Regions from separate parts of the Homo sapiens genome. Here regions 1, 3 and 4 are each linked to region 2. The links are chromatin contacts, found by Hi-C or POLR2A ChIA-PET in ENCODE. All regions are on one chromosome and are shown on one strand. Each heading gives the region's core, a stretch centred on a gene start or an enhancer-like site at or near the end of the contact. The rest is flanking DNA. Distances are from core to core; before and after follow the strand shown. Region 1 holds the start of MAP3K21 (mitogen-activated protein kinase kinase kinase 21). Region 2 holds the start of COA6 (cytochrome c oxidase assembly factor 6). Region 3 holds the start of ERO1B (endoplasmic reticulum oxidoreductase 1 beta). Region 4 overlaps TBCE (tubulin folding cofactor E).

What was found. A loop is a pair of places that touch in the nucleus more often than their neighbours do. ChIA-PET counts read pairs that join two places held with the same protein, here RNA polymerase II (POLR2A). Pooled maps may share reads with other maps.
Region 1: a loop to region 2 is called in a map of naive thymus-derived CD4-positive, alpha-beta T cell, with 15 times the contacts of the local background. The contact joins the promoter of MAP3K21 here to the promoter of COA6 in region 2. A Hi-C loop is called at or near these places in 1 of 168 maps with a recorded cell type or tissue (naive thymus-derived CD4-positive, alpha-beta T cell), 3 of 37 single-sample maps with no recorded cell type and 8 of 50 pooled maps. POLR2A ChIA-PET finds 5 or more read pairs at or near these places in 2 of 52 experiments (HCT116 and MCF 10A).
Region 3: a map of CD4-positive, alpha-beta memory T cell shows a loop between it and region 2 (12-fold over the local background). The contact joins the promoter of ERO1B here to the promoter of COA6 in region 2. A Hi-C loop is called at or near these places in 2 of 168 maps with a recorded cell type or tissue (CD4-positive, alpha-beta memory T cell and naive thymus-derived CD4-positive, alpha-beta T cell), 1 of 37 single-sample maps with no recorded cell type and 14 of 50 pooled maps.
Region 4: a map of dorsolateral prefrontal cortex shows a loop between it and region 2 (3-fold over the local background). The contact joins the enhancer-like site here to the promoter of COA6 in region 2. A Hi-C loop is called at or near these places in 1 of 168 maps with a recorded cell type or tissue (dorsolateral prefrontal cortex), 1 of 37 single-sample maps with no recorded cell type and 6 of 50 pooled maps. POLR2A ChIA-PET finds 5 or more read pairs at or near these places in 1 of 52 experiments (K562).

What each region holds. Positions count from the first base shown.
Region 1 is chr1:233,326,272-233,329,115 of GRCh38, forward strand. MAP3K21 (mitogen-activated protein kinase kinase kinase 21) reads left to right here and starts at 1,453. Exons shown (of 10, transcript NM_032435.3): 1 at 1,453-2,562. The coding sequence starts at 1,758. It also overlaps a transcript of PCNX2 not described here. RefSeq lists silencers at 967-1,266, 1,457-1,756, 1,556-1,707, 1,897-2,096.
Region 2 is chr1:234,371,923-234,374,705 of GRCh38, forward strand. It overlaps COA6 (cytochrome c oxidase assembly factor 6), which reads left to right and starts at 1,534. Exons shown (of 3, transcript NM_001206641.3): 1 at 1,534-1,756; 2 at 2,308-2,467. The coding sequence starts at 1,545. COA6-AS1 (COA6 antisense RNA 1) reads right to left here and starts at 1,671. Exons shown (of 2, transcript NR_125961.1): 1 at 1,501-1,671; 2 at 885-1,288. RefSeq lists enhancers at 722-1,546, 1,368-1,917.
Region 3 is chr1:236,280,707-236,283,461 of GRCh38, forward strand. ERO1B (endoplasmic reticulum oxidoreductase 1 beta) reads right to left here and starts at 1,252. Exons shown (of 16, transcript NM_019891.4): 1 at 976-1,252. The coding sequence starts at 1,077. RefSeq lists an enhancer at 647-846 and silencers at 917-966, 1,007-1,596.
Region 4 is chr1:235,413,980-235,416,699 of GRCh38, forward strand. It overlaps TBCE (tubulin folding cofactor E), which reads left to right. Exons shown (of 17, transcript NM_003193.5): 4 at 454-639. Among named protein-coding and RNA genes, the nearest start is that of TBCE, 48 kb to the left of the region's middle. Within about 2 kb of position 1,460, at least 3 of the 41 ENCODE cell types and tissues checked have a DNase peak (open chromatin) inside an H3K27ac peak, as active enhancers do; they include dorsolateral prefrontal cortex, where a contact is called at or near this core.

The DNA.
Region 1 (2,844 bases), core at 203-2,702, 1.0 Mb before region 2:
TCCAAAGTATGCCCATACTTTAAATAGTTAGATTACTTATAATACCTAATATAATGTAAATGCTCTGTAAATAGTTGTTATGCTGTATTTTATTTGTATTATTTGTATTGTTATTTTTTGGGTTTTTAAAAAACATTTTTGACCAGCTGTTGGTTGATTCTGTGGATGCAGAAGACCCACTGTAAAACTATTAACTCATTTAGTCTTCCTAAAAACCCTATAAAGTAGGTACTATTTATTATATTCCCATTTTATAGATGAGAAAACTGAGTCATAGAGAAATAAAGAAACTTGCTCAAGGTCACACAGCCAATAAATAGTTTGATCTGAGAGACAAAGAAAACTGAAAAGACAATAAATTTATCTTTATGTAACTCAGAATGTTACTGTATGTCCTATCCTCATAATATCTAAAATTGTCCCTTCTGTTATTGGAAGTACAGGATCCACACGTTAGGAAATTCTGGCCTACTACAGGATAATCTAATATTTTAGAATTTTAATAACTAAGCTCTTCTATCTTTTTAGCCTCATCACCTGCCACAGTAACCTACCAACGTCTGGCACCCAGCCATTGCCAATGCTTCCTAAACCCAAACCTGTGGGTTTCCAGGGAGACTGGGGCATTTTCCATCTGAGTAGACAGTAAAAATAAGCAAAGGATTTACCATCATGGAGCTTCTGGGACTATACCGACCACGGGTCACTCTGCGCTGCGATCTGTAACCTAGTCAGTTCTGAGATGCACGGTGGCTCAAACGCACTTAGCATGGTGACTTGCCACTCGCACTGGCCCAGGTCTGGCACCGCGCTACAATTTCTTCTGTAGCCCGTTCTGAGATTCTGTCACTCTCCCTGAACTGCAACTCTCTCTCTCCCCGCCACACCCTAAAGCCCCACATCTTCTCAACCCTCTCCCACCGCTTCTTGGAGAAGCGTCCCCTCCCTCAGTCTTACCTTTGGCTTAATTTAAACTCTCCCGAAAATTTATAGCGGATGACGGCCGATCCCGCCTCCCAGACCATGTGGGCGCGGCTCACCATTGCTCCGGAGCACCTGCGGCGGGGGCGGGGTGGGACCAGCCAGGCGGGCCCAGGGGGCGGGCCCGGCCCAAGGTGGTGGGGGACGGGCCCGGGCGCCAGGGGCGGGACGAGGCTCTGGGGACTGGCACAGAAAAGGGAAGTGAACCTGGCGAGGGCGGGGCGGGATGGTGCAGTTGGTGGGGAAGGGTGGGGCGAACCTAGGAAGGCGGTCCCATAGGGCGGGCGCAGACTGGGCGCCCGGGACGGGTCAAGGAGGGCGGAATGAACCTGGAGAGGGCGGGGCGGCTGGGGGAGGGGCGGGAAGGCCCTGGGGACTGGCCTAGGGGCGGGCCCGGGGGGGTGGGGGGGCGGTGCGGAATGGAGCCGGAGGGGGCGGGGCGGCCCTGGCGCGGCTAGGGTGGGGTGGGGCGTCCCAGGCTCTGGCTAAGGAGCGCGCGGCGGGCGGGCCGGCCGCAGGGCCTGGGCACGACCATGGTGGGACGTCGCCCGCGGCTTCGGGGACCGCTGCGGCAGCAGAGGCGGCTGGCCAGGAACGCGGGCCGAGGCTGGACCCTTTGGGCAGCTAGCCCGTGATCTCTGCCGTCACCGATCGCGATTCCTACCCCCTCGCCTTCCCCCGGCGCCGACGGCCACACCGCCGGACGATGCGCGCCCGCGGCCGCCCGGGAGGCTGAGCCCAGCTTCCCGCTCCGCCTTCCCCGCGCAGCTGCCCCCATGGCTTTGCGGGGCGCCGCGGGAGCGACCGACACCCCGGTGTCCTCGGCCGGGGGAGCCCCCGGCGGCTCAGCGTCCTCGTCGTCCACCTCCTCGGGCGGCTCGGCCTCGGCGGGCGCGGGGCTGTGGGCCGCGCTCTATGACTACGAGGCTCGCGGCGAGGACGAGCTGAGCCTGCGGCGCGGCCAGCTGGTGGAGGTGCTGTCGCAGGACGCCGCCGTGTCGGGCGACGAGGGCTGGTGGGCAGGCCAGGTGCAGCGGCGCCTCGGCATCTTCCCCGCCAACTACGTGGCTCCCTGCCGCCCGGCCGCCAGCCCCGCGCCGCCGCCCTCGCGGCCCAGCTCCCCGGTACACGTCGCCTTCGAGCGGCTGGAGCTGAAGGAGCTCATCGGCGCTGGGGGCTTCGGGCAGGTGTACCGCGCCACCTGGCAGGGCCAGGAGGTGGCCGTGAAGGCGGCGCGCCAGGACCCGGAGCAGGACGCGGCGGCGGCTGCCGAGAGCGTGCGGCGCGAGGCTCGGCTCTTCGCCATGCTGCGGCACCCCAACATCATCGAGCTGCGCGGCGTGTGCCTGCAGCAGCCGCACCTCTGCCTGGTGCTGGAGTTCGCCCGCGGCGGAGCGCTCAACCGAGCGCTGGCCGCTGCCAACGCCGCCCCGGACCCGCGCGCGCCCGGCCCCCGCCGCGCGCGCCGCATCCCTCCGCACGTGCTGGTCAACTGGGCCGTGCAGATAGCGCGGGGCATGCTCTACCTGCATGAGGAGGCCTTCGTGCCCATCCTGCACCGGGACCTCAAGTCCAGCAACAGTAAGTGGGGCCAGAGGGAGGTGGGGGAAGACTACCTCCGTGCCAGCCCAGGCGGGCTCCACAGGACATAGTACCAGATGGAAAGAGGTGGGAGTCAGCCTTAGGGCGCCAGCAGCAACTCATGCCCAGGCCTTCAGGGCTCGGAAGTCCAGCTAGTCCTTGGTTACTTGCTTTGGGGCTGGTGACACGCTTAACCTTGACTTGCCTTTGGGTGCTTTTTAAAAAAGTTCAGACCAGACTTGCTTGTAGAGGAAACATTTGTAAAATACCTGGATCTCCTAG
Region 2 (2,783 bases), core at 284-2,783:
GGTGTTGCTATTGTTATTTTATGGTTCAGTTCAAAATATTTTCTCAATACCATTGACTCTGTCTCTGTGTTATTCAGGCTTGTTTTTACAGTTCTTTATTGATTTCTATCTTAAATGCACTGTAGTAAAAAATGACAATTATTTCAATTTTCAAAATTTCTTGAGTTGCTTTATAACTAAGTATGTGGTTGACTGTGGTGATGTGTCTGCTTTCAAAAAACTGTACATTCTGATTTTGGTCGTGTTGTTCTGTACATATTAATTGCGTCATTTTTACATCATGTTATTCACGTTTCCTATATCCTTAACTTTTCTCTTGCTAGTCTTAACGATTAGTGAGAAAGTCCTGTTAAAATTACCCAATATGACCAGGCATTTTTTTTCTTTGTAATTCTGTCACTTCACTTTGTTTCATATGTATTTTTCATTAGGTACTTATAAATTTTAAATTTAAAACACATTTCCTTTTTAGACTCAGAAGTCATCTAAGACTCTTTCCTTTCATTCCTTTTATATCCCATCAGTCATATTTAAAAGATATCTATATGTAAACTGACGTCAATAGACATGATGTAAAAGAAGGGGGTGGCTCTGGTAAAGCTAAAGTAACTCCACTATGAGAGTGCATTAACTATGGGGGAAATACTTTCTATATTGCAGAACACATATTTGGTGGTACGTAGCCTCACATCGCCACCCGGAAAAGTCTGCATATATTGAATTTGGAATGGATCAAACTGCACTGAGTGCAAAATTGTAAATTGCATCTTATATAAATGTTTTAGAACTAGATGATGGAGCAGATGGGATCTATTAAGAGAACGGGGTGCCAGATGACTGACCATAAACATGCTTTTTAATAAAGACTCTGCTGAGAGATTAACTCATATATTTTCTAAAATTTTTATTTCTTGTTCATTTTGTTTCTAAGATATTCACTCACATATTAAAAATAACAACGTCTCAAAACATTTGAAGCAACTCTCTTCATCCCTTTTAAAAATACCTTGCTGTTTCGGGGGTTAAAAAAAGCCACAAGGGAGATTAAAACAATACAAATATTTATTTTCCCAACTCCCCTGCCATGGGTTCTGGGACGTCACCGCCTCTTTCTGGGGCCCGTTTCATCCTTTTCTTTTAATCCAAGAAGCGATGGTGTTGTGCGCCTGTAGTCCCAGCTACCTGGGAGGCAGGCTGAGGTGGGAGGATCTTTTGGGTCCAGGATTTTGAGGCTGCAGTAAGCCGTGTTCTCACCACTGCACTCGAGACTGGGCGGAAGAGCGAGACACTGTATCAAAAACAAAACAAAACAAAACGAGAAGGCATCGCGGCTCTGTAACACTCCGTCCAGCTCTCGCACTCTCAGATGCAAACTTCCACACAAACTCCTCGGCTCGCCTTGTCCCGCGGGACTAGCATATCAAGCCTTCCGGGACACACCGTGCGATGATATATACGTATATACCCCTCTTGCCCTTGAAGGCCGGAAGTCGGTCTTACAGATAAAAGCGAAACAGGAAGTCCCGCCCCTCTATGGAAAGTAAATGGTAGCTCGGAAGGGTCAAAAGAGTCCGCGGTTTCGCCGCGTGAGTTGCTTTTTGCGGCTGGGGAGGTCTACGCTTCTAGAGCTTGAGCCAGCGGGGCGACCCTGCAGTGGCAGGACTCGGCACCGCGCCCTCCACCGCCGGTTGGTGGCCTGCGTGACAGTTTCCTCCCGTCGACATCGAAAGGAAGCCGGACGTGGGCGGGCAGAGAGGTCGGCTTGCTGATGGGTCCGGGTGGGGCGCGCGTGGACTATGGGCCCGGGAGGTCCCTTACTGTCCCCGAGCCGCGGGTTCCTCTTGTGCAAAACGGGGTGGCACTCCAATCGCCTGCTTGGTGATTGTGGCCCCCACACACCTGTTTCTACAGCGCTTAGGTTCGAACAGTAACCCTGTAAACTAGGCACTGCTGTCCCCGCTTTACTGGTGGGAAACGGGCTCGGAGAGAATAAATGAGCTGCCCTAAGCGACTGGGACAGAACCACAGTTCTCAGCCGGGCTTTCTGAGCCCACGCTGCCGCCCCAGCAGGGATCAAATCACACAGTGTGAGATAAGCCTCAAGAGCGGGTGGCCTTATGCTGCCACTGAGAACTGATTGGGTTCAGTTGCCTCATCAAAATCCCTAAGCATGGTTTTGTTTTGTTTTTGTTTTTTTTTTTTTTTTTAGTTTTAAAGGAAGAGGAGATTGACGGTTTTCCTCTTTCCTTATCTTCTCTTCAGATTACAAAGTTCATTGTTAATCTCAAATATTATTTTGGCCAACAGCTTCATCGCAGTAGGAATGGCAGCCCCATCTATGAAGGAAAGACAGGTCTGCTGGGGGGCCCGGGATGAGTACTGGAAGTGTTTAGATGAGAACTTAGAGGATGCTTCTCAATGCAAGAAGTTAAGAAGCTCTTTCGAATCAAGTTGTCCCCAACAGTGGGTAAGTCACACTTTGATGTGTTTCTCTTCCCTGTTAAGATACATCGAGCTTATACTGTGAGTGGTAGGCTGACATGAAGCGCTCTCTGAGGCATGTCAATTAACAGTTTCTTTGAGGCGCAGAGAAAACCTTGCCTGGTAATTCAGCCTTATTTGACGCACTTACATCAGCTAGATCTTTGGAGAATGTCAACTGACACATTAAAGAGCATCGAAAAACACAACAAACATATGAACAGTAACCAAAAAATTCCAGTTCATTTCACTGGTAGACTTTTCCAGGATCTTCTGAAGGGGTAGTATTTAATCTTGGGCAG
Region 3 (2,755 bases), core at 2-2,501, 1.9 Mb after region 2:
ACTCAGAGTCACCTTCAATTTTTCTTGGATGAGCACTAATTGCTTCAAATGACATCTCCCCTCATCATCAGGCCACCTGAGACCTTCGTTTTATTTTTTTGGCCCTCAGCAGTGCTGCCTCCTTGCAGCAGGTGCAGACAACAAGCAGCAGCACCTGGCAATCAATTCAAATTCTACTGAATAGAAGCAAACACCTCTCTGAAGGCGAAAGGATCTGGTCAGCTAAGCCTCAGATTTCTAGCACACTGAGAACACTTGTAATCATCGCTTCACATCAACAACCAGCCAGCACCTCACGACTGCCAGAGCCAGAGCCTCCATCCACGAGCCACAACGCCCCACTCAGACCCCCCCAGTCTCGTATTGGGACTTACCTGGCGATGCCACTTGGCAGACACAGCTCAGCTGGGTAAAAATAAAGCAATCTTGAGCAAGGGAAGGTGCTCGAGGAAGAGTAAAAGCCCAGAAAGCTCTAGTCCGACAGTTCGAGTGAAGTCTTGCCCCCTCCCAATCCCCTGCGCCTGGCGGGGCCTCGGGGGTCTGCGGAGTGCCCCCAACTCTCAGTCTCCCTCCCTCACTAACTCCTGAAGGGAAGGACGTCACCGTTTCTCTGGGCGCTCGCTCCCTTCGCAAGACAGCCGAGGTGGTTCATGCCCGTCCCATCTCCCGCCACACTCCCAGCCGCTTAACACATCCGAGAGGAAAAAACGAAAACAGCTCAGGGGGACCGTCACCATCTTCCTCTTTTGACTGCCATTACCCGGAGTGTCGCCGTCCCCCCACCCTGCGGGCGGTTCGCAGATGTTTCCCGCACTGGACGGTCAGGTCTCTGCTCCCCGGGTTTTCTGCTCGCCAGAAATCACCTCTTTTCTGGCCCGGCCCTGCCCGGCCCTCCCCGCGTCACAGCCGCGGCCCGTGTGTAGCGGCCGCGGGTGTTCGGCCGGGGGTTCCCGGCCCGCTATCACTCGGGCTTACCTGCGCCTCGACGACGCTCCGCAGGAAGCTCAGGGTGACCAGCAGCTGCACCGCGGCCGCTACCCCCTGCCCAGCGCCTGCCCGGCGGACCCCTTGGCTCATGCTGACCTCTACCCACACCGCGGCCAGCCGGACCCCTCGGGGCCGGGGAACGACGGGCGGCCCAGGCGACGACCCAAGGGGACGGTTCCCAGCGGCCGAGCGACTCCAGGGTCAGAGGTCTGCACTCCAGTCCGGAGGCAGGCGACTCTTTCCCCAACACCCGGCAGCTGCGAGTGAGGCAGGAAAGGCGAGCGCCCCCACTTCATCCCCCAGGCGGCCCCGCCCCCGGCTCGCTTGGCTCCTCGGCCACGCCCCCAAGCGCGGGGCCTTGTGGGAGTTGTGGTCCTGGGCGGTCGCCTAGGCGCCGCGGCAGGAAGGCGGAGCCGCTGAACGAGAGGACTCGGGAACTACAACTGCGAAGGCCGCCCCGCCTCCCCGAGGCCTCGGGCTCCGCGGCGGCCAATGAGGCGGGACCACGCGGGCCTCCAAAACACCGGGGGGTGCGGGCGGGGGAAGCGGGGCGACCTCTTCTCCGGGAAACCAGGCTGAGGACCTCTCTGCGTCGGTCCCTGCTGTCGCTCCTGGAGTCCTCGCAGACGCCAGGCTCTAGGATTCACCCAGTACGCGGGCGAGTTAGGAACGGACGGTGCGGGATCTTTGACTTTCGGTCTGAAGCGTATTCTTTGTCTCATTCATTTTTCTGTAGCCTCACATCTGCTGTGGGTGCCTATGTAAGCTACCTGTGACTTGTAGAGATGGCTTCGGCTCTTTTTTAATTTCATGCACCCTAGATGTGGATGTCATCTCCTGCCCCGCCCCAGCCCGACTCCTAGGTTGACACGTGCGAGTATAACGCATGCTAAAGAATGAAGACAAACCCAAAGGCTTATGATGAAATATGGGGATGGGGTAAAACAAAAAAAAACTTAGAGTGACATAGATTGGGCGCAGATCCCAACTCTAAAACATTCTAGCTAGTTATTGGGCCTTAATTCCCACCTCATATCTTGTTCTAGGGCTACATAAGATTAGATACAGAAAGAGCTGAGTATAGTGCCTAGCACCTAGGAAGCACTCAATAAATGGTAACTGCTATTAGTTTTATTAATGCCTTTGATTTCTACAAAACGAGTAATACATCTCCCTTGTGTTTATGTAGCGTGTATTAGTTTCTCATTGATGCTGTAAGAAACTATCACACATTTAGTTGCATACAACAAAAGAAATTCATTACCTTATAGTACTGGAGATCAGGTGTCCAAAATGGACCTGTAGGGCTGTGTTCCTTTTGGAGGCTCTCAGGGACAATGTGTTTCCTTACCTTTTCCAGCTTCCAGAGGCCACCTGCATTCCTTACCTCATGACTTCACATCTCCTTCACTCTCTCTGCTTCCCTCGTCACATGCCTTCTCTTGTGACCCTAACTCTTCTGTCTCTCTTGTATAAGGACCCTTGTGATTACATTGGTTACAGACCATCCTATCTCAAAATCCTCAACTTGATCACATCTGCACAGTCCCTTTTGCCATATAGGATAACATATTCACAGGTTCCAGAGATTAGGATGAGGATTTATAAATAGAGGGTCATTAATCAGCCTACCACATAGTGGTTTATACCTTTCAGAACCAGCAGAGCATTAAACCAAATGCAGGGTCCTGGGGTGGCTGACTGCATAGGTCACATGCCCATGAAGCCAGTCCTGCCTGTCCTTTTCCCCTCCAGCAACTCTTTCCCT
Region 4 (2,720 bases), core at 210-2,709, 1.0 Mb after region 2:
TAGTAGCTGGGACTACAGGTGTGCACCACCACGCTGGACTAATTTTTGTATTTTTAGTAGAGATGGGGGTTTCGCCATGTTGGCCAGGCTGGTCTTGAACTCCTGACCTCAGGTGGTCCTCCTGCCTTGGCCTCCCAAAGTGCTGGGATTACAGTCATGAGCCACCGTGCCTGGCCACCCCCATGGATTTAATACTTCTGTTTTTTCTAATGTGAATTGTCAGTTTCATATTACTTGTTAGTTTATTTAAAGGGATTTAACATGCTTGCATAAGATCATAACCCTTTATGGTCAATCATACTGATTATATATTATTTTAGTATGTGATATTCTCTTTTATGCTAATTTTGATTTTTTAGCATGTAGAAATTTTTGAAGACCTTCAGAAAATTGTATTTATGGCCTTTCTTGGTGGGTAATATTTTCTGTGTTTCATTTGCTCTTCTTTACCAGGCACCCGACAGGAGGATCCTTTATTCGTCCGAACAAGGTAAATTTTGGAACAGACTTTCTTACTGCAATTAAGAACCGCTATGTGTTAGAAGATGGACCAGAGGAAGATAGAAAAGAGCAAATTGTTACAATTGGAAATAAACCTGTGGAGACTATCGGTTTTGACTCTATTATGAAACAGCAAAGGTAAGTGGAGTTTATAACGGCAGAGCTGACTTTTATGGTTTTATTAAGGTTCAGAATTGAAATACCCATGACTGTATATGGATGCTCATGACTTTGCTCCTAAACTGGTTTATGGTTCCACAGAAACGGAATCAAAATCTGAGGAATCCAAGAATTATTTAGGGAAATTAAAATTCTTATGTTAGCACAGGATTGGTAGATTTATCCAGTTTGCAATTGAAATATTTATTGGCCCATTATTACTATTCACATCATATTATCTCGTGTTGACTAAGTAACCAAGGCTGACGTTTGGGTTCTTTTCTATTTCATGGTGATGATGGTAAGTTGGGAATGGAAACAGCAGTCTGAATTGTTCCCTATGCCGTGGAGCGTGCTGGTGCCGTCTGTTAATAGTAGGGAGTAGTTCTCACCTCGGGCTGCACATCTTCATCACCTGGGGAGCTGTGGAACATGCGGCATCCTTGGTCCCATCCCAGATCTGCTCAATCACAATTTTGGGATATGGGCTCTAATGCATTTTATTGTATTGTATTGTATTGTATTTTTATTTTTATACAGACAGGATCTTGCTATGTTGCCCAGGCTGGTCTTGAACTCTTGGGCTCAAGTGATCCTTGGCTTCCCAAAGCACTGGGGATTACAGGGATTAAGCACCCGGCCTTAAAATAATGCCCTTTAAAACTGCTGCACAAGAACATTCTCTTTTCTCTGAAACTGTATATTGTGACTTTGTACAAGGAGGCTTTCTAGTCATTCCAGTGAACTGCTTGAATCAAAGAGAGAGAAAGATAGTATTTACACAAAACCAGTCATGGCTGCACAAGAACTGGCCAGGCCTTGCAGCTTCCTACTGTGGTGAGTGACTTGGACGAGGCATCTGGGTAAGGACCCCTGGTGGCCACTGTGAGGATAAATTTGTGGCCACTTGGAGGCCTGCAATATATTTTCTTTCAGTCTCTAAAAGAATTAAGCTATAGTTCTGTCCAAAGTAAATTTCTTTACTATCTTTTGTTATTGTTGTTATTAATAAAAGTGCACATGGGGACAATGTGGAAAATAAATACATTTCTTGGTACATCTACTCTTTAGCATACATGGCCCCCATTAAAAAAAACTCAGAATAAATCAAGAGTTTTAGAAAAAGGAACAAATGGACTGTTCTTTATAAAACAAGATACCTTTATTGTTGAGAATTTAGAAATTACAGATTGAACAAAAAAGTATCATGATTAATGCCACCACTTAGATATAAGTATCGTAAACGGGCTGGGTGCGGTGGCTTATGCTTGTCATCTTAGCACTTTTGGAGGCCGAGGCAGTTGGATCACTTAAGGCCAGGAATTTGAGACTAGCCTGGCCAACATGGTGAAACCCTGTCTCTACTAAAAATACAAACAATTAGCTGGGTGTGGTGGTACGCACCTGTAGTCCCAGCTGCTTGGGAGGCTGAGGCAAGAGAATCGCTTGAACCTGGGAGGTGGACGTTGCAGTGAGCCGAGATCATGCCGCTGCACTCCAGCCTGGGTGACAGAATGAGACTCTGTCTCAAAAAAAAAAAAAAAAAAGAAAAAAAAGACGTAACTATCATGAACAGTTTTTACTGTTTACCCTACTGATTTACTTGGATTTAAAGAACTACATGCTTCATAGGGTTAGAGTTCTTTGCTTTATTTTTTCCCATTTAAAATACAAATAGCCTGGGCAACATGGCAAAACCCTGTCTCTACAAAAAAAATAAATAAATAAATGCAAAAATTAGCTGGGTGTAGTGGTGCGTGCCTATAGTCCCAACTATTTGGGAAGCTGAGGTGGGAAGATCACCTGAACCCAGAAGGTCAAGGCTGCAGTGAGACATGATTGCACCACTGCACTCCAGCCTAGGTGACATAGTGAGACCTTGTCTCAAATGACACACAAACCAAAAAAAAAAAACCCCAAATATTTACATATCTCTTACCCAAAGGAAGCATTTTTTTAATTGGTTAATCTCTTTCTGAGAATATTAACAAATTGCAAATGGATTTTCGTCCCCTAGTTTATGAACAGCTATGTAACTCATGAATTTTTCTGTAAATGAC